Regions from separate parts of the Mus musculus genome. Here regions 2, 3 and 4 are each linked to region 1. A link is a loop called in an ENCODE intact Hi-C map of the cell type or tissue named here. Cell type or tissue: heart. All regions are shown on one strand.

Evidence for each region. Hi-C counts contacts between places; a loop is a spot of excess contacts. Peaks named below come from ENCODE experiments on the same cell type or tissue, not always from the same donor. Only the 100,000 strongest peaks of a DNase experiment are listed, where the experiment ranks them.
Region 2: a loop joins it to region 1, with 1.9 times the contacts of the local background. A loop is called at or near these places in 5 of 42 quality-filtered maps.
Region 3: a loop joins it to region 1, with 2.0 times the contacts of the local background. A loop is called at or near these places in 2 of 42 quality-filtered maps.
Region 4: a loop joins it to region 1, with 2.1 times the contacts of the local background. A loop is called at or near these places in 2 of 42 quality-filtered maps.

Annotation. Positions count from the first base shown.
Region 1 is chr16:57,482,737-57,487,736 of GRCm38, reverse strand. The region is part of intron 1 of Cmss1 (cms small ribosomal subunit 1); the gene reads left to right. All of the region lies in intron 1 of Filip1l (filamin A interacting protein 1-like), which reads right to left. Among named protein-coding and RNA genes, the nearest start is that of Cmss1, 120 kb to the left of the region's middle. In heart, no CTCF peak of the experiment used is centred here; a DNase peak (open chromatin) is centred at 2,336; H3K27ac peaks cover 324 bases.
Region 2 is chr16:57,548,740-57,553,739 of GRCm38, reverse strand. The region is part of intron 1 of Cmss1 (cms small ribosomal subunit 1); the gene reads left to right. The region is part of intron 4 of Filip1l (filamin A interacting protein 1-like); the gene reads right to left. Among named protein-coding and RNA genes, the nearest start is that of Cmss1, 56 kb to the left of the region's middle. In heart, a CTCF peak has its summit at 1,908 (motif pointing right); a DNase peak (open chromatin) is centred at 4,519; H3K4me3 peaks cover 2,740 bases; H3K27ac peaks cover 1,740 bases.
Region 3 is chr16:57,563,885-57,568,884 of GRCm38, reverse strand. The region is part of intron 1 of Cmss1 (cms small ribosomal subunit 1); the gene reads left to right. The region is part of intron 4 of Filip1l (filamin A interacting protein 1-like); the gene reads right to left. Among named protein-coding and RNA genes, the nearest start is that of Cmss1, 40 kb to the left of the region's middle. In heart, no CTCF peak of the experiment used is centred here; a DNase peak (open chromatin) is centred at 2,444.
Region 4 is chr16:57,579,871-57,584,870 of GRCm38, reverse strand. The region is part of intron 1 of Cmss1 (cms small ribosomal subunit 1); the gene reads left to right. Among named protein-coding and RNA genes, the nearest start is that of Cmss1, 24 kb to the left of the region's middle. In heart, no CTCF peak of the experiment used is centred here; a DNase peak (open chromatin) is centred at 2,660.

The sequences.
Region 1 (5,000 bases):
GCATTTACCAGGCTTTCTGACTCAGTAGAGAACTTTTCATATGAGCAAAGGGCCCAGCAGCAAACAGATAAAGGGAAGCAGTAAGAGGAGTGAATGAAACGCACACACTGTGTGCCAGGCAGCTCTGCCAAGAGGCTTGTGCTTCCACACACCCTGAGCACCAACAGAAGGGATCTAGTGAAAGATCGGCCAACAACACCAAGATTCCGAGCCAGAATGGTCTAGTTTTTCACAAAAGTATGATTTTTCCTTTGAAAAGCTAACCATAACTTATGTATTTATGTGTGTATACACACACAGTAGTTATATATCTTCTATGTGACCTTTATTGTTTCCGTGTGGTTTTATCATTAGAACATGCTTCAATCACTTCCTCAGTGCCCTGTGGAAGCATGGAGTCCCACCCTCTGTGCTGACTGACCCTGAACCTCTGCAGTGCTCCAGCCCCCAGTCTAGAAGCTAAGCTCCACAGTTGGTGTGCTTGTCACTCTTTCTTTTCCAAAACTGTCTCCTGTACATTCTTGGTCTTCTTTGTGCCAATACTCTATGCATCTTTGTGTTTATTTTTTTGTTTTAAGTAGAATGGAGGTTTAGTTTAAATTCAGAAAAGTAAATAAGAAGAGAAGAGGGGGAGTAGCTAGCCATCTGGTGTCAATTTCTACTGCTCGTTTCTGGGCTGATTCGTGAAGATAGAGAACTAAGACTTAAACCCTAAAGAATCCACTCATTGGGTGGTGTGCTACCGAAGCCTTGCACAGCTCCCTCCGTGACACTCAGTCCGCAGTTAGCCAGGAAGAGCTATACCATGTTATGTGTGCCACCAAAGGGTGGGAAGGTTCCAGGGGGAGATGGCCTACAATTAGTGTGGTTAATAGTATTTCAAAAACTACTTCATCAAAGGGGGTGGGGGTTTGAATGCTGCAGGGAACGAAGAATTGAAGCAACTGTGGGTTGTGTGAGGCTTAGAGGGATGAGCCAGTTGGCCTGGTGAAAGAATTACAGAGTAGATCCTGGAGCTAGCAAGAGGCTGTGGGAAGCTGTGTGACATTGAAGGAAAGGTAGAAGGGACATGACAGACAAAAGAACGACATGGAGACAAAAGCCATGCATAGACATGTGGAGGAGTTTTGACTATATGCTTTGGCAGTGGAAGCTAGTGTGTTTGTAAGCCGGTTATGTGTGTAGCAGAAAGCATAACTTGTCAGTATTGATGTTGTGAGTAAGATCAGCCAGTTGGGACTGGAGAGAGATTGCATCAGCAGAAAGCACGAGTACTACATGAGGGCCCAGGATTGGTTCCCGCACCCACATAAGAGAAGGCCTTTAGGGCTCTGGAGAGATGGCTCAGGGAGAAAGAACACTTGCTGCTTTCAGAAGACTAGGGTTAAGTTCCCAGCACCTAAGTTATGTAGCTCACAGCAGCCTGTCGCTCCAATTCCAGGGGCTCTGATGTCTTCCTCTGGCCTCAGGCATGCGCACACACACAGACACAGACACACACACACACACACACACACACACAGACACACACACACACACGCACGCACGCACGCACGCACACTCGCACAGAGAGAGAGAGAGAGTGTGCGAGAGAGAGAGATGGATTAATATTTAAAAGGCAGGTATTTTTGTCTCACTGTAGCTCTAGCACTGTAAAAGGGGTAGAGACAAGCTTGCTACCACCAGCCTAGTTCTAGGTTCAGGGCAAGATCTTGCCTTAAAGGCCAGAGAATAAGGAAGAGAGTGGTCCCGCAGAGGACATGATATCTTCCTCTGGTCTCTGCATGTGAGTGCACAGGTACATGTACACTCATACAGAACACACACACACACACGCTACACCCATATACACACATACACAGAATAAACCAGCTTATTGTCATGTCAGGATAAGTGTTTGTTCTGTATTTTTAAGTAATAATCTGCTGAAATAGGTTATAAAGGTGACAGAAATACATGGAATATATTTGCAACTGTTAGAAAATTTCGTTGTAAAAATGTTCAAATAGTTTCTATGCTGCCTTTATAATTTTAAACACACTCTGAAGAGGAACTGAGTCATTTAATCTTTATCGAGGTCCAATTCATTTTGTTGGCTTCATCATATATTTACTAATCTTTAAATCAAAATGCAATAACCATTTAGAGATAGCAGGAGAAATAAGAGCGGCAACAAAGGCATGTTCTGACACACAAAGTGAGATTGGCCTCATGGCACATTATCACATCAGCACCCAGGGTGTGGGGGCGATTGTGTAGAGAACAATTAAAGGAAATTACTCATGTAATTCTTAAAAAGACCTACCAGCCTTGAGTCTGGGATTGTGGTCTTCTGGCCGTAAGCCCAAGCATGTTCACTATTCGGAGAATACGACGAACACCACTCCCATAGGGACAGAGGCGATAGCAGCGTGGGCCTGCCTCTGTCACACAGGCAGAAAGACATGTGCATATGCCTAGTCATTTCTTTGGTCTCTCTTCCCACCCCCACCCCCACCCCGACTCCCTCCTTCCTTCATAATTGTCTACAGTGTATATTGTATATTAGAATATATATTGTGTAATACAAGAATTACAAGGCTCCACCACGAGGCAGGTTAAGTTCATTTTCAGCATTGAATAAAAAGATACAGTAACTCAATAAAACAGGGCAGATTTATTAGGTTTTTTTTTTTTTTCTTCCAGTCAACAAGCAAAGTCAATAAAGATTTTTTTCCGTCCAACTAATCAACTTTACTCACCCGGTTTTAATTACTCCTCTCAATAACTAGTATGAGGTATAGATGTCTATAGATACCCATTTTACAGAAGGGAAAACTAAGGTTCCAAGAAATCAAGTAGCAGGACTTGAATGTGATCTAGATCTTACAACTCCTTACCCAGCCCTTTTCCACAGCTGTGCCTCAGTTAGAGAGGCTCAGGGAGAAGTCCTGGATTCGGATACTTAAGGAAGCACTGTTCCTGGACAGGTCAATGGAGGCCTCTAGGGCCGCCCCAGGTTGCACTGTGAACTGGAAGCATTCCCTCTTTCCTCCGCAGGCCTTGCAAATCTTTACAGTACTCTAGCCCTGTCCGCTCCCCTTCCCACCCACTCCATAAGCTTTCCTAACGGTCAGCTGATCCACTGCAGGAGTCAGCCGAGTCTGGGAAGGAGGAAGATGGATCACTGTCACCACGGGCTATTGTTCATGCTTCTTTCTGGATGATGTACGCGTTTCTGTTATTCCTCTCATGTTTACTCTCTATCTGAATCTATGTCAATTTATGTGCCTTTGGCTCTAAACCACAGTTTATATATTTTCATGTTGTTAATATTTTTAATTGGTGTTTTTAAAGTAAATGTACTCTGTGTTTGGCAGGCCAACAAAGTGGAATGAAGAAAGAGTCAGTCTTGAAAAGTAGCCATATAAGGTGAAAAGTCCCGTTTTGTGTGGGTGCATGTGTACAGACTGCAGGCTTTATCAGGCATGATGTTCATTAATATTTATTGTAACAGTTTACAGTGCAGCCCCTTGAGTCCCTCTGGATTGTGCATAGCCTCAATGACGTAACTGTGGAAAATGCAATAAATCTAAGGTTGAAACTGCTTCTAATGGGAAGTTTCTTTACAGTTGTAAAGTTAACTTGCCTCCTCCAGGATGAGAGGCGGTGGACAAAGCCCCTGCTGACCTTGATATTTGGGGGGCGGTGCTATTCACTGCACTGAAAAATTGCATTGTTCGTGAGACTTTTTCTTTTTGCTGTGCTATATTTAAAATTCTCTGTGTGCTCCTTGCTGATATTCACTGAAGTGACAGGCCTTTGTATGTATTAAACTATAGCTCTTCATATTCTTCTTAATGTATGCAGAATTATCATTTCCCTACTTGAATAAGCAACTGCATGAAAAAACTTATTAATTTGTTATAGAATCTAAACTTTGCAAAGAGCCTAGGTATCATCTAGTTTAATTTTGCCAGTTGCTCTGTAAACCTCTTCAGTGACTTGTAGCTGAATTATCAGCCAAAAATTATCTCATGCTCTACATTTTAGGAAGTTGTTGTTATACTATTTTGAAAGAAACTCCCAGAACCTACACATTTGGCTGTCGTGGCTCTTTTTGAAGCTACGTAGAATAAAATATTCTTTCCCTTCCCTGTTATCTGTGATGTTTAAAGTTAAAGACATTATCTTATCTTACTTCTTTACTGGGGACAGTCTGTTTTCTTATGACAGGTTATTTATATTCCTGGTTTGTGTGATTCAGATGCAGCAAGACACAAAGTACTGAGGAGGGACGAAGTGCGCCATGTCCTTGCCCTAGGGATCTTTGAGTCTCATAATGGTAGAAATCTGAGGTGGGGTAGGTAGGTCACTGCAATTAGCACTGAGGGTTGGAAGCAATGGTCCTGGAGAGAGTGTACCACAAGGCACAGTTTGGAAGGTATTGTGAATGGCCCTAGGGATCTAGATAAACACGGGAAGTGGGCAGCGTGGAGGAACGCTGAAGAAGAAGGAATGCATGACAAGGTTAGCTGTTAGCTGAGTGAGGTGGTATGGTTGGGTAGTGGCACTAAATGGGACTTGGGAGGGGAGAGACCAGGAAGTGCTAAGACTGAACGCTGAGCTGATGGGTGTGGGGATGAGGTCAGACAGGAGGGAGAGTGGAGAATAATGGGATGTCCTAATCAGAAGGATATTCATTGTTCTCTTAATTACACAATTATTTGGGCAACATGAAAGGCACTATATGAGGTCATTTAGGTTTGGAAATATTGTGAATATGATGTTTTGTTATTAGAGCCTAAATGTGTCCAGTCACTGCAGTAGCTTAGAAATTTCAGAGAAGGAAGAGGAAAAAAACCAACCAACAACCAACCAACCAACAAACAAAAAAACCACTGGTAAACATTCTTATGTTCTCATTATGATGAGGAAGAAGAAGAGGAAAAATACAAGAGATGGCCATATTATATGGAGAAATTTAAGGCTCAAGCTAATTCTATGAATTAACTAATATT
Region 2 (5,000 bases), 66 kb before region 1:
TGTTTTCCGGCCTTTTTATTCCTAAGTCAATTCTGTACTTAATTCAGATAGTGGCAGAGATGTGTTTGGGACTTGTGATCAAAATGTAGAAGGGCCCCTCCTCAGCCATCATTGGCAGAGTATACCTTCTTCCAAAGTCAAGAGCTTCTGGGTTGGAGGATCATTTATTCATACTTGTATACAATATCCTTCTTGTCCTAGTGACACACCTAGTAACAATAGCTAGCTGCTTCCCTAGATGCTAGGGAGAAAGCTGGTTGTAAAACTGATACTGAAGTACTTTATAATCCCAGATATAGACAATAAACCAGTTAATGTATGATATGTCTCAGTGTGTGGTGTCAGGGTAAAGAAAGCCAGGTATCACCAGTCATAAATGGCCTTCCAAGGTGACTTTGCTACATTTTATGGGGAGAGTGTTTTAAAGGTATTAAGTCTCTGGTTTCTGAAAGAGGGCTTGTTGACAGCTAAGGAGGTTGGTGGATTACAGACTGTTGTTTGATACTAGCAAGTTACTTGTCCAGTTAGCTCAGTATGATGTCAGCACATACTCTGTCCACAGCACCTCTCGCCTTCAAATAAAGGGTGGGCCTTGCCATCCAGATGGCCTGGTTGAGTTGTATCAACCTCATCTCACTCCTTTCCCTTTGTCCTCTTATTATGTATTAATGAGACCGTAGCCACCCTTCTTGTTAACGAATTTTATGTCCAAATTACCACATACTGTGCTGAGGCTACTTCTGAGGCCTCTGTTTGCTTGTCTTTTGAGCACTAATTAACGGAGAAACCAGTAGTGGGCTACAGTCCAACAGTGGAGGAGTCTTGGCTCTGCCCTGGAGTTGCTCAGCATCGCTGGTGCAGGTCACACTAGTTATCAGTGTCTTCCATAATGCCAGGCATCTAGACCAGATGACTACTGCCACAAGCAGCTGTGAAGGTCTGCTGGTATTCTTTGCTGTGTTAGCAGGCCGTGGGCACACACATGCTCTTGAGGTATCCTATTGTCTCTTTAGAACCTACTAATCCATTTAGAACCTACTAAGGCCTGTTTTAAGTGCATTTCTGTGGAGTTGAATGTTTGCTATTCTGGTGTCTACTTAATGTCATTTGCTGATAATTGGCCTTTGGACAAGAGTAAGTAATTCCAAATGGAAACAAGAAATTGAGTGTGCCTGCATCTACCTGTTCCAGTGTCACCTTCCTATCTTGTCTCCTGTGCAGTGCAGGCATTCCTTAACTTCTTCATAACGGAATTGTATTAGACTTATTTGGGAACCAGTTGAGCATAGAAACGTGAGGCTGGTCAGGTTAGAGAAAGAACACTGCTACTGTGTTCTTTACTGTTCTTAAACTCAGAAGTACAACTGTTCTGTGATCCTATCTTAATCTGCTGAAACCTTTCATACAAGCATGAAGAGGGAGGTTTCTTCTCATGGCTAAAAATGTTTGCTTGGCAAGGCCCCTCACCTTTGTTGGCCTAGCTTTCCCAGTCAGAGGCACGGTTAATGCAGATTAGTGAGGGAAAGAGAATCTCAAGTTTGTTTTTTAATGAAAAGGAAGGATGTGGATTATTTACAGCCGCATTGGTGATGATCTATCAGTAATCACTTAACCTCATAGAAGGATGAGACAAATGTCACACACACCTCACTTCAAATAAGCAGCCAGAGGAGAACCTAATAGTCTTTGCAGTATATATCAAACTCAAGTGATTGGGTTGGTGGCTCAGAGATGCTGTGGTGATGCAGAAGCAGCCAGAGGAATACTTGAAATCTCTTTAAAGATCATTTAAACATAGTTCACAGAAACTAGTTAATCAGCTGAAAGTGAAGCAGCATTCATAGTCCATCACAAACTACATAAACTTAATATCATTTTTCCAAAGGTAGTGATTGGATGTATGAACAACAGGTGGCACCCTTCGGGTCCCCAGGGAGGCTGAAGCCAATGTTGCTTTCTGTTCCGATCAGGACTCTGCCTGGCCCACCCTTCTTTTTTCCTGTAAATGAGAGTTTGGGTTTTTGTTTTCTTTGTTTGTTGTTTTCCTATTTACCTTGTAAAAAACCTACAAACAATTAGTGGAAATGTATTCTTCCTCATTTCTCATGTTTAAATGAACTCTGTTTATTACCAGAGGTACTTGTTTGATGGGAACAGACCAGAGAGAATCTTAAAATGCAATCCATAGTGTGTGTGTGTGTGTGTGTGTGTGTTATGGGAAATTAGTTGAAATTTCAACAAGACTGGAAAATGAGGACAAACAACTTGATTCATGTATTAAGAAAATACAATGAAAGTCCACTGATTAACGGCTAGGTTAATTGTTATAACAGGGGAAATGAATTTACAAGCCTAAAACTGCAGTGTAAAAAAGCAGAGAGAGAAAGAGAGAGAGAGAGGGAGAGAGAGAGAGAGAGAGAGAGAGAGAGAAAGAGAAGAAATGCTCACCTAGACAGCCCACTTTGAGATAGTGTATCCATGATAAATGTGGTTTAACTTTCAGTTTTAAAAGAGGTCTTAATTTTTTAAAGCATGCTTAAAATTGTCTATCTGAAAAAAAATTGTAATTTTAAAATATGTGATTGAAATGTTAGAAAAATGTTTGTATGCTCAAAACCAAAGGCAGACTCTGGGACACAGCTTCCAGGGCTTTGACAGAGGCTCTGCTTTTCAAGAGTTGAACTATAGTTTATGTTACAGATGGTGCTTTGAAATAGCCGACACAATAATTGATGGTTTCTGGTTTCCCCTTCCACTACTATAGAAAATGCAGATACCTTTTCCCAAGGCACGGATTTTTCTCCTTCCAATCACTGTCCATAAAACACAGACAGACAGACAGACAACAAACCTCCTCTCTTCTGTTACATATTCTGAACATCTTCACTGTGGCCTGGCTGGCTGCTGGCCCCTCTTCATGGTGAGAGAGTTAGTTCCCTTGGATTGAAGTAATGGTTTGGAGGAATCTTACTTCTTAGTACTAACTTGCAGTTTATTTATCCTATCTTCAGACCTGACAACATGTAATTTATTTTTAGGATAGAAAAAAAAAATCAGCCTTTTATTTCTCCAAATAAAAATAACACAAAACAAAAAATCATATAGGCAGCAAAAATAGTAGGTGTGTCATATACTTTTAAAACTCAACTACAAGAACTACTAAAAACATTTCTCAATTTTGATCACATTAAAAAATGTTTCATTTTAAAATCTCATATTTAACTCCCCCCCCCCCTGACAAATACAAATAAAATAATCCTTTGTACCTCAAAATGGTTGTAGTTCGTGTCTGTAAAACATTTGAACAGTAGCTTGTATGGTCTTTCCCATGCCAACAATATGAAAGCGTTTTCAGCCTTTCAGCCTAAGTCAACAGAAGTGGTAGCCTGGGGATCCTCAGCTTGTAATTGTGCAAATTTGGAAAACAGAGGCTTTTAAAAAGGGGAAGTGATTCTTTCAGTTCCTAAAGTTTTGTTTCACACTGTGTTCAGATCATTAAAAAGGTACAGAAGTTTCCCACCACCTCTAGTGTGCTAAAATTGACATTAAAAAATCCCTTTGCTGATCTTTATTTTGAAAGGTCCAGTAAATTATGTAGCTTCTCAGTATCTGCCAAATGTTCACTGTACGGTGAGCCTTTATTAATAGCTATAGCCTTTTTAGGTTTAGGTGTAATTATTTTTGGTTAAAAATGCCAGTGATTAAGATTATTTTGTAGATGCTCCCTCCCTTCCAGATTAGTTTTTGAATATAATTAAGAGTACTAATCCAGCGAGGATAGCTTCATCTTTTCAATGCAGCTTGTCCTACTCAAAGTCGAGCTGAGGGAGAAAGAACTAGAAACGGAACAAACTTCCTGGTATAGATTGACACGCTTTAGAGCCAGAAGAGGAAACGATTTTTTTGTATCATCACAAAGTTTTTTTTTTTAAAGGTTAGTTTCATACTAATTCCAACCGTATTTCCACTGATTTAAAAATACTTTTATATTCATATTTCTAAGGAAAAAGCTGGCATTAACAAATCCAGTCCCATGTGGCAGGATTTCGCACTCTACTCTTGGAAGAGCTGAAAGTTTTAAGTCCTGAGGAGATAAGATACTGGGCTGGAGTTGTTCCAGTGGAATCTCCTTTAGATTTCTCAGTACCTGTAGCCACTTGGGAAGCCTTGGAATCCATAGTCCGCACCTCCCATTTAAACTTAAGTCTTCTCCCCGCAGCCAAGAACTTTGAAGTCTTTGAATTGGGAAAGGGCTTGAGGCTGGCAGTCACTGAGCGCGCTCTGCAAAACCTGCCCGCCGCTCTGAAGCTGAGCGGGTGCTGGGCGCGACCCACACACTTGCCCCTGGCCCGGGGGCGGCGGCTGTGCGGGAGCCGGAGCGGCGGCTCTCTCGGGCTTACCTGAGCTGCGGGCGCCGGGCCGGGCCGGGCGGGGCGGCGAGCCGGGCCGCGGTTGCGCTGCGAGCGGCTGTGCGCTCTCCGGGAGCCTCCCGAACAATGCGAGCGGGACGCCGAGCGCGCCCGGCCTTGGGGCGTTACGTCACCGCTCAGCCTTATAAGGCGCGCGGCATGTGCGGCCCGGCGGCGGGGCCGCGACAGCCCAGACCCTCACAGTTCTGCTGACACTGGCGTGGATGCCCCGTGGGTCCCCTGCTCCCCGTGAGGGTCCAGCGGGTCTGACCCGCAGCACCCTTCTACCAGGCTGACTAAGATCATGGGGGTCAAGTTCGACCCTCCTCCCTCCTATTGGGTCTCACAACTTAAGTTGCAGCTTTAAATTCTTAAATACACATCCTGATTCTTGTGTAAACTTTCGTAAATACATTTTGTTACATTTGTTTTGGGGTTTCTGGGGGAGGCAGGAGAGGAAAAGAAGTTGGGGTTTTAGACATATAAACTTCAAACCTCTTTTCTCTTTGTAGAGAGTAAGGGTCCTCAGAGGATAGTATTTTATTTCCTGATGATGTAACTACCAAACAATTCTTCAAGTGATGATGGGAA
Region 3 (5,000 bases), 81 kb before region 1:
CTGAGTTACGGTTTGGAGTGTTCTAACATGTTCAAAGGCAAGGAGCTTAACAGTAAAGAGCTTCCTGATAAGAAAGGTAACCCAATCACAAAAGAACTCACATGATATGTACTCACTGATAAGTGAATATTAGCCCAGATACTTAGAATACCCAAGATATAAGATACAATTTGTGAAACTCATGAAACTCTACAAGAACGAAGACCACCTTCTTAGAATTGGGAACAAAACACCCATGGAAGGAGTTGCTGAGACGAAAGGACGAACCATCTAGAGACTGCCATATCTGGGGATCTATCCCATAATCAGCCTCCAAACGCTGACACCATTGCATACACTAGCAAGATTTTGATGAAAGGACCCTCATATAGCTGTCTCTTGTGAGACTATGCCGGGGCCTAGCAAACACAGAAGTGGATGCTCACAGTTAGCTATTGGATGGATCACAGGGTCCCCAATGGAGGAACTAGAGAAAGTACCCAAGGAGGTAAAGGGGTCTGCAACCCTTTGGTGGAACAACATTATGAACTAACCAGTACCCCCCAGAGCTTGTGTCTCTAGCTGCATATGTATCAGAAGATGGCCTAGTTGGCCATCAGTGGAAAGAGAGGCCCATTGGTCGTGCAAACTTTATATGCCTCAGTATAGGGGAATGCCAGGGCCAAAAAGTGGGAGTGGGTGGGTAGGGGAGTGGGTGGGGGAGGGTATGGGGAACTTTTGTGATAGCACTGGAAATGTAAATGAAGAAAATACCTAATTAAAAAAAAAAGAAAGAAAGAAATCCAGTGCTAGAAATAAAGAAACCCTGTTAGCAGGAACATAGAGAATTCCTCTTAAATGACTCTAACACACTACTTTTCTTCATTTAAAATTATTGTAACAGGAAGACATGCAGAATATATGCTCTTTCCCATGCACTTGGCTACCTCTGTAGGATTGTACATTTAACTTGTGAGTCTCTTAATTATACTGGGAATGGGCTAATTATAGATGATATAATTGCAGCGCTGTGGTATGGTGCAGAAGCTAAAATAGAATGGAATTACTGAAAAGTAAAAGGACTAACAACTTGAAAATATAAATATGTGCTTTTTAATCAAGCCTGTAGAGTTCATAATATGTCAATAAGCCTGCTTAAGCCAGCCTGCCTGCCTATCTATCCATCCATCTATCTATCTATCTATCTATCCATCTATCTATCCATCTATCTATCTATCTATCTATCCATCCATCTATCTATCTATCTATCATATCAATAAGCCTGCTTAAGCCAGCCTGCCTGCCTATCTATCCATCCATCTATCTATCTATCTATCTATCTATCTATCTATCTATCTATCATATCAATAAGCCTGCTTAAGCCAGCCTGCCTGCCTATCTATCCATCCATCTATCTATCTATCTATCTATCTATCTATCATATCAATAAGCCTGCTTAAGCCAGCCTGCCTGCCTATCTATCCATCTATCTATCTATCTATCTATCTATCTATCTATCTATCATATCAATAAGCCTGCTTAAGCCAGCCTGCCTGCCTATCTATCCATCCATCTATCTATCCATCTATCTATCTATCTATCTATCTATCTATCTATCTATCTATCATATCAATAAGCCTGCTTAAGCCAGCCTGCTATCTATCTATCTATCTACCTATCTACCTACCTATCTACCTACCTATCTATCTATCTATCTATCTATCTATCATATCAATAAGCCTGCTTAAGCCAGCCTGCCTGCCTATCTATCCATCCATCTATCTATCCATCTATCTATCTATCTATCTATCTATCTATCTATCTATCTATCATATCAATAAGCCTGCTTAAGCCAGCCTGCTATCTATCTATCTATCTATCTATCTCTATCCATCTATCTATCTATCATATCATATCAATAAGCCTGCTTAAGCCAGCCTGCCTGCCCATCCATCCATCCTATCCATCCATCCATCCATCCATCCATCTATCTGTGTGTCTTGTAGTTGTGCTGAGGCTGGCCTTGAACATGGTCCTTTTTGCCTCATTTAGGATAGTACTTTATCGTGCCTGGCTTAATAAATCTATTCTAAAATCTAATTAATTAACAATCTGCTATCTTTCATCCTTGTCCCAGAGCACTTGTAAATTAAGAATCTGAGAGAACTTTTTTTTTAAGTAAACAAATTTAGGGCAGTCTGGAGAATAAAGACTTCTTTATGAGATCCTAATCTGTTCTTTGTATAATATAGAAGAAGGAAAAGGGAGCATGTTTAAAATAATCACATAATGTAAGAATTCTTAAGCTTTTTGGGTGATAGGATCTTGTTTTAGTTTGTCCTGTTTTAAGGATCTGACAAAAGGCTGACATGTAAAGTTCAGAAGCTACTGGGCAGGATGCTGGGGTGCGGCTGCTGGTGAGCTCATCTGTGGTCTTGGCAGGAGACTTCATGACTCTCCCTGCCTGAGACACCTGGAAGCCTGAGAACCATGCCGATTCTTCCTGGAGGTTAGAGATGTGCAGTTCACTGCAAGGGTCAGGGTAAGCGGCTATGGTGACTGAACAGCCCTGCCTTAGCTTCCTTTTCACACTTGATGGTGACAACAAGCCATTGCAGCAGCTCAGAGTCTTCCTTTACTGGAGAACACTTTCACAACAACTCTCAAGGATTTCTTCTCAGCTTTTTAAACAAGAGCACATGCTGTCCCCTCTTTCCGAAAAGAGGGATAGGTTTTCTTTTAAGTACAGTAAAAGACCCTTAAAGTGGAATAACTAAGTCCTGTCACTAGAGTAACCAGCTTATTGTGCTCAGTGTTTTGGTGGCGAGCATGGTGCACCTTTCCAGCATGATGGAAGTGCCATTCACCTTCTTCCTGGTTTTCATAATCTCGCTGATATGTCCATCTCCCTAAGCTCCACCACCAATGCAAACATAGAGAACTGATGAGGCCAGGAGATTTGCTCCAATCCGAGGAACATGTACACCTAGTGATACTATCCTCCCTGCTGACTAGGCCCAAGTTTTACACCTCATTTTTACACGACGCAAATTCAAGCCAGACTGCAGACCACATCCCGGAATTGATCCAGACACATGATGTCTATCAGGGAACTATCTGAATTGGAAACTGGAGTTAAAGGAAAGATGTCACTTTTAATTGTATGGAAAAATATACATACACACATATATACACACAGTGATCTTATAAACCTTATTCTTTTAACACCTACATTTTTAAAAGTTCAAGTTGAAATTGGTATAGAAGATACATTTTACTCTCTACCATTCAATCTAAAAATCTCCACTAACAAACTAGGTAGTCAAGTCATTCTTTGGGAAGAGAGTCTAATTTTTAAGTGATAGCTGTGTAGGAATGTCCTAAGTTTTCCCCAGTGTCCCCAGATGAGCTCAGATAACTACTGCTTTCTATCCAGAGCTGCTATTGTTCCTGTGCTCTCTTGGGATTCTCTGTAGCTCATTCTGGAGGAGTTTTTAAGCCTAGGAAAATTCTTTTGGTAAGCATTTGCTGAGTATGGAGGCTACTCTGAAAGGGTTGTTGGGAAGGGAGAGCTCACTGGACACAAACTTACCAGGCAGAGAGTATATGGGAAATGTGAATGTAAGCATGGTTGCAGCCCTGCCAAGTTTGTGTGCCCTTGGGTGTGCATGCACCTCCATTTGAAGACTACTGTCTTGAAGGACTCATGTTCATACACAAATGCTGACATTACAGGATTACAGGAACATCCTGTCCAGTAAAAACGGGTTGAAGAAGCTGATTTTATGGACACAAATGTGAGGTAAAGAAATCCAAACTGACTTAAAGCAATGTCTTATTACAGCTTTTGAGTTTCTTTTATGGCTTAAAGTTGTTTCAGCTTACTGTGATTCATCACTGTTACTGTGTGCAATGCCAATTACTTGCTTTTTCAAACATATCACATCTGTCATCTTGAGTGCTTTTTGTACCAACCATAATGCTGGCTTGAGAGTCTTTTCAGTTTTTATTTATATGCATATATGTCAACATGCATCAGCCTGTATTTTTCTTCTCAGTGAGACATGGTTAATAATATGCACCATATAATGCACACATAAAACAGATGGTGCCCATCTAAATACTGTATAGCCAGTCATACCCATAGGATTTATTTTACAGTTCTCACCATGTTGCTTTTGATATTATTTATGGACATCATATCAACCCCACTAAAATATTAACTTCTTGAGAATGCACCATGCGTGTAAGGGATTTATTTATGTTTTTCACACTGGCTCCTGAGAAGTCCTATGGAAGGAACCAAATAAGAAGTGTTTGAATGAATGAATGAATGAATGAATGAATGGGTGGTTTTTGTTTTTTGTTTGAATGAATAACTAGAACAATGAACAAATATGCCATACTATGGAGAATGTTAGCATTGTCCTAAGCAGTTTTGTTTACTTTTTAAAGATGATTTTCTAGTGTTTAACATACAGGTTTTAGGTATTTAAGTAAATGTGGTATGAGTAGGTTTCTTCCTCAGTATTTTCTAAATACATCATTGTGTCTATTTCATAATTACGGAGCCTCTAAAAAAACCAAGACTACTAGAACCATTTCTTTCTTTCTCCACATCTTTGCACCTTGACTCTGTCTGGTTATTTGGTTAGGAGAGTTTCAGTGATCACATGCTAGCCCATCATGTTCCTTAATAGAGGCTACTCCGATACTTTTTCTTTCTGATTTGGTGCGCTGATCCGTAAGCAGAATACTGCATCCACACACTGCTTTCTTCACATTTATAAGTGTGCTCTCCTGGCTGTCAGTTCTGGTACTTTGGTTGTGTTATACCCCATTTTATGTTGTTTTTAATTCTTGCTTTATTATGTCATTTTAATCATTGCATTGTACTGATACAAAGTTCTAGCAGTGTGAAGAGTAAAACATGGAATTTGTTGGAAAGCTTCCTCCTTTTAAGATAGTTACTATAATTTATGTTTCCTGCTGTGCTCCTTGCCTTGTCAATGGGACTTTTC
Region 4 (5,000 bases), 97 kb before region 1:
TGGCCTGGAACTGGCTCAGTAGACCAGGCTGGTTTCAAACTCAGAGATCTATTTGCCTCTGCCTCTGTAGTGCTGGGATTAAAGGCATGTAGGCGTGCTCCATTACTAACTTCTTTTTTTCCTTTATCTCTTTTCTTTTAAATGTATGAGAGTGTATGAGTATGTATGTGCTTGTATGGGTCACTCAAGGGTAAGAAGAAAGTATGGATCCCCAGGAACTAGAATTACGTGGTTGTGAACCACTTTGTGGGTGCTGGCAAGTGAATCTGGGTCCTCTACAAGTGCTCTTAGCCCCTGGGGCGTCCCTCCAGCTCCTGTTTTCCCTTTTGATACCCTTTTGTTTCCCGTTTCCTTTTGAATTTCCTTATTTGCACCCCTTATATTAATTTTCAATACTTTCCCCCCCTTGATCTGAGTTTTACATAATTTAAAAGCTTTGGTTTAGTTGCTAGAGCCAAAGTCATGGAGCCAATTAGACTTGACTCTGTACCATAGTTTTGGTACCAACTTCTTTTTGTTCCTGAGCATTTGGCCCATGCACACTTCATGTCCTGGCTTGTGTTGTTGTTGTTGTTGTCAACATCACACAAGCTGGAATTATCTGAGAAGAGGAACCTTAATTGAGAAAAATGCCTCCATTCAGAATGCCCATGGAGAGTCTGTAGGGCATTGGCTTAGTTAACCACCAGGCAGGTAGCATTCCTCTGTGGCCTCTGCTTCAGATCCTGCTCTGACTCTTGCTGTGACTTCTCTCAGTGATACAGTTGTAAGCTGAAAGAAATCTTTTCCTCCCCAAGCTGCTTTGGTCGTGGTGTTTTATCACAGCAGTAGAAACCTGAATTACCTGTACTCTTCATCTGGGGATTTACTTGCAAGTCTTCTTTGGGGGATAGAGATATAATGCAGGAGGCCTCTTATACAGCCAAAGTGCCAGCTATATATATTAGTTGTTAAAATTGTTATTATCTTTGTCTTTTTTCTTATTTCTATTAAAAAAGTACTTATTTCTTGGTTATAATGTCACTATATCTTTGCTTTATTTTTATTTATTTATTTTTGGTCTTTCCCTGGTTCGTCCTCTGTTCTCTCTGACCTACCCTTATTTGTTGGAGGTACTGATTGCAAATGGACGTTATGGGGACTGGATGATTAGTGCCCATAACTGGGCTTTATTTCTCATCACCTTTGGCCCAGAAAAATGATTCTTTGTCCATGTTCTTTCCTTACAGTCCCGCTTTGTCTTGTTACTGTGAGCCTTTTATAGCCTCACGTGAAGGCATTCTCTATTCTCTCCCACCTTTTCATAAAAGCATCTGTGCCCTGTGGTTTGTAGAGTCCAGGTGTGTTGTTAGCCATGGGGACTTTGTTTAGCACTTCCTATGGGCAGTATTTAGCTTTTGAATAGTGTAGGACTCGGTTCTGAAAGTGTGTAGTGATGAAGGTCCTCTGCAGTGTTGGGTTTCCTGAGACTACAAACCTGAGGAGTTCTAGGTGGTTCTGAACAAAGTGGGCACGAGCTGTTGTGAGAAACATGGATGTGTCTGAACAAATTCACAGCCGATTCCCGCTTTTGTTAGTGTCTTATAGGAGAGGTAACCCATGACTGGGTGAAGGTGAGCGCTGTGACGAAGCTGCAGTGTTTACAAGTGGTTTTGGAAATGGCCGATTGAAAAATAGAAGGATGTTTACAAAGGAAATGTACTTGAGGGAAGAGGAGAAATAGAATATGAGGAGCAAAGGCCGAACAACCCAGTCCCAGAACCAAAGGGGCAAAGAAGGCCAAAGTGCATGCAGGAGGAGAGTTAGGAGCATTGTGCTGAGCTTGAAGGGTGTGGTCAGTGAGAGGAGGATGGGGCAGCACAGGAAGCTAGCCTTGCTGGGAAGTTGGAGCAGCCATCATCGGGGCACCAATGGATGTGCTATTCCTTGGTACAAGGCTAGAGAATTGCAATGATCTAAGGTGGTATGGGGGTAAAAGTTGATTTAGAAAGATGAGGATTATATACAGTAACTATGTTAAAGTACTGTCTGTACTGAGGTCTGGACTAAGGGAATAGTAGCAGGGGCTGAAAGTGGCGGGGACAGAGAAAGAAAGAAAGGAAAATAGTGATAACTAGATCGTGATTGTGGGGGAACAGAGGTTTCTAGGTATTGAACTTGGTGATGAGGAAGGAGGAGGACTAGAACCCCTTAAGGGAGGCAGTGCAATTGGTGTGTGTGTGTGTGTGTGTGTGTGTGTAACTGTTAGCACTGAAGTTTGGGGGATGTTAATAGAGAACCCTTGTAGAGAAATCATCATTTAACTGTGTAGGCAAACTACTTAATTTCTCACCACACTCACCACACTCGTTGCTCCCTCCTTTCTACTGTAAGTACCACTACATCCCTTTCCTAGAATTAGAAACGAATATCTGAGGACCCCTACTTGTGTCTGAATCTTTTCTACAAGTCTGTACAACTTTATGGATAATTAACTAATCCTGAAAAGACCCTTCTCATTACTTGAATACTGTGCTGTGATTGAACCATTATCCATACACTGATTGGCCTGCAGGAAAGGAAATCCTGCCCTCTCTGCCAGTGACCTTTCTGACCACCCTAGCCATTGTGTCTAGACCAAGCAGACAGATTACATAAACTTGGAGTCTGGGGAGAGCTGCCATTTCTTGGCACTAAAGTATGCAGTGAGCACAGGATGTCCCCCTCGAAGCAGATTTCCTTCCTCATTGGCAGTCTGAGAAAAACCTGGAATGTGGCCATAGTTGATAGGTTTCACGAAAAGGTAAAACAAAAGCAAACAAACCCAAAAGGAACTGTCCACTGTATCCCCAGGGTTCTCAGTGCTGTCTTGGAAGCTAAAGTCACCAGTCACAGAAGCGTTGACATTTCCCAAAGTTTATGGAGTCAATTTTTACGATTCTAATACTCACAGAGGAGCTTTATATGAGTAAATGGACTGCTCGTGAATATGCTGTGAGAGATACTCTCAGCATGGCTGCTACCCTGTACATGACTTTCTCCACTGCTTCCTAAAGGACGGTCTTGGCCTGGGTATGTTCACGAGGTTCACATAACTTCTCCTTGACCCAAAACTTGTTTGCTTGTTTGTTCTTAGGTGACAGAAGTATCTGACACAATATATTTAGGCAAAACATCATCAAAAGACAAAACAGAAAAGGAAGTAGCTTGCTTTTTTTTTTTCTTCCCTCCTCCCTTTTTAAAAGGGGAGAAAACAAACCTATCAATAGAAATTCTTGAGGAATTATTTTGAGTTGTTTGAAGGGTGGTTGTGTTGAAAAGAGGCTGTTAACTGTTATGAGGGGGCACGGGAGGCCAAATTAGAAACATAATTTAACGCTGATAGAATTGAACCATAACATTTTCCCTTTTCCCTGAGCTGGGAAAGTAGACAGGTTTTTTGTTGTTGTTGTTGTTTTTTGTTTTTTGTTTTTTTTAATGAAAGCATCAGTTTTTCCTTAGTAAGATATGACACTATTTGAATAGTAGATTTCCTGATTTAGGAATACAAACTAGGACAAATGCAGAGGCATTAGAAGTAGACTAAGTTGATGAGGCTTGTCTTTATGGATGATATCTTGAACCTTACTGGATATTTCCACTTCCAACAGAGGTCATCATCTGGCCTTGAGACAGCCACCTACTTGTAAATTCCAGAGTTTGGGTTATAATGCTTCTCCTATGGGTCATGGTCGCTCTTTTGCTTGCCATATTTGAAGCTCCTATAATTCTATTATATAATAATTATGTTAATTCTCTATACCAACTGGTGGCCCCATCCAAAGCTCACTCTTCATGCTTGGCATTTGTGTACTTTGCCTGCAGAGTCATGCTTTAGGGTAGGATGGAGACTGAGACAGCCTTGTGTTCTTCATGATGATGATAACATGAGAGGTCACGTGGTCTTTCTCTGCCCCATAGGACATGCAGCCCTCCCACACCTGCTATTTGTGGGTCTTAACTTTTCACAGTCACTGGCTATTGGCCTAACAGTAGCTTTAGGATTCAGGAAAAGTTGGAGGGAAAAATAAATCACTATTGCCTGTTTTATTGAATGTTTTATAAGAAATGAACTCTGGGCTAGGCCTCTAGGGGTAGATTGTTTCAGTTGATGAGAATTGTGAATATTATCCAGATAGAACAATGGTGGGTGAGCCCTTCCTGTGTTTAAGTGCATTCTTAGGGTGTTGGTTGAAATGGCATCTATCTGGGGTAATGTTAGGCAAGTGTGTCTGTCACCATAAGTAGTAAAATACAGTTTATACTGACTGCTTTCCCTTGCATTGAAGTAGTTTCGATGGACAGAAAATGGGGCAGTGAGAGGCATGTCTTTACCGTGACAGTTTTGTCACATACTAATGAAAAACCTAGAAAGTCTGTTTTAGTTTATCTCTAAAACTAACAGAATTCCCCCCACCCCACACGTTAGGGTTGTCAAAAAATGAAATATTTCATAAAGGACTCATTTCCTCTTAGCCCCCCCCCTCCACTCCCCCATTATGTAGCTTGATTAGCTAGAAGCCTTCTATGGAGACACAGAGCGCTTCCTGTCACTGTATTCAAGGCCTGTCACAATCTAACTGGTCTGTTCCCTTCCTGAGAACCATCTCGTTCCTGTCACTGTATTCAAGGCCTGTCACAATCTAACTGGTCTGTTCCCTTCCTGAGAACCATCTCGGCTGCACTATGTGTGGCATTTAAACAATGGGATGTGGTCTCGCCTGCATGCTCCAGGTCTGCCAAGTGGGCCTTTCCTAGAAACATCCGTGGACCACCTCAGCTTCTCGTCCCTGTTCATTTCTTACCTATTCCTCAAATCTAATTAAGCCCCAGCCCCCCAGAACCTGCAGTGCTTAATGTCTGTTTCTACAGCAGAGTTGTTTTGTCTTTCAAATGTAATAGCTTCCAGTGAGGGGCAACCTTGGCCTCTACACAACATTTAACTATGATTAAAATATTTTCTTGTTTCATGAGGCATCTAA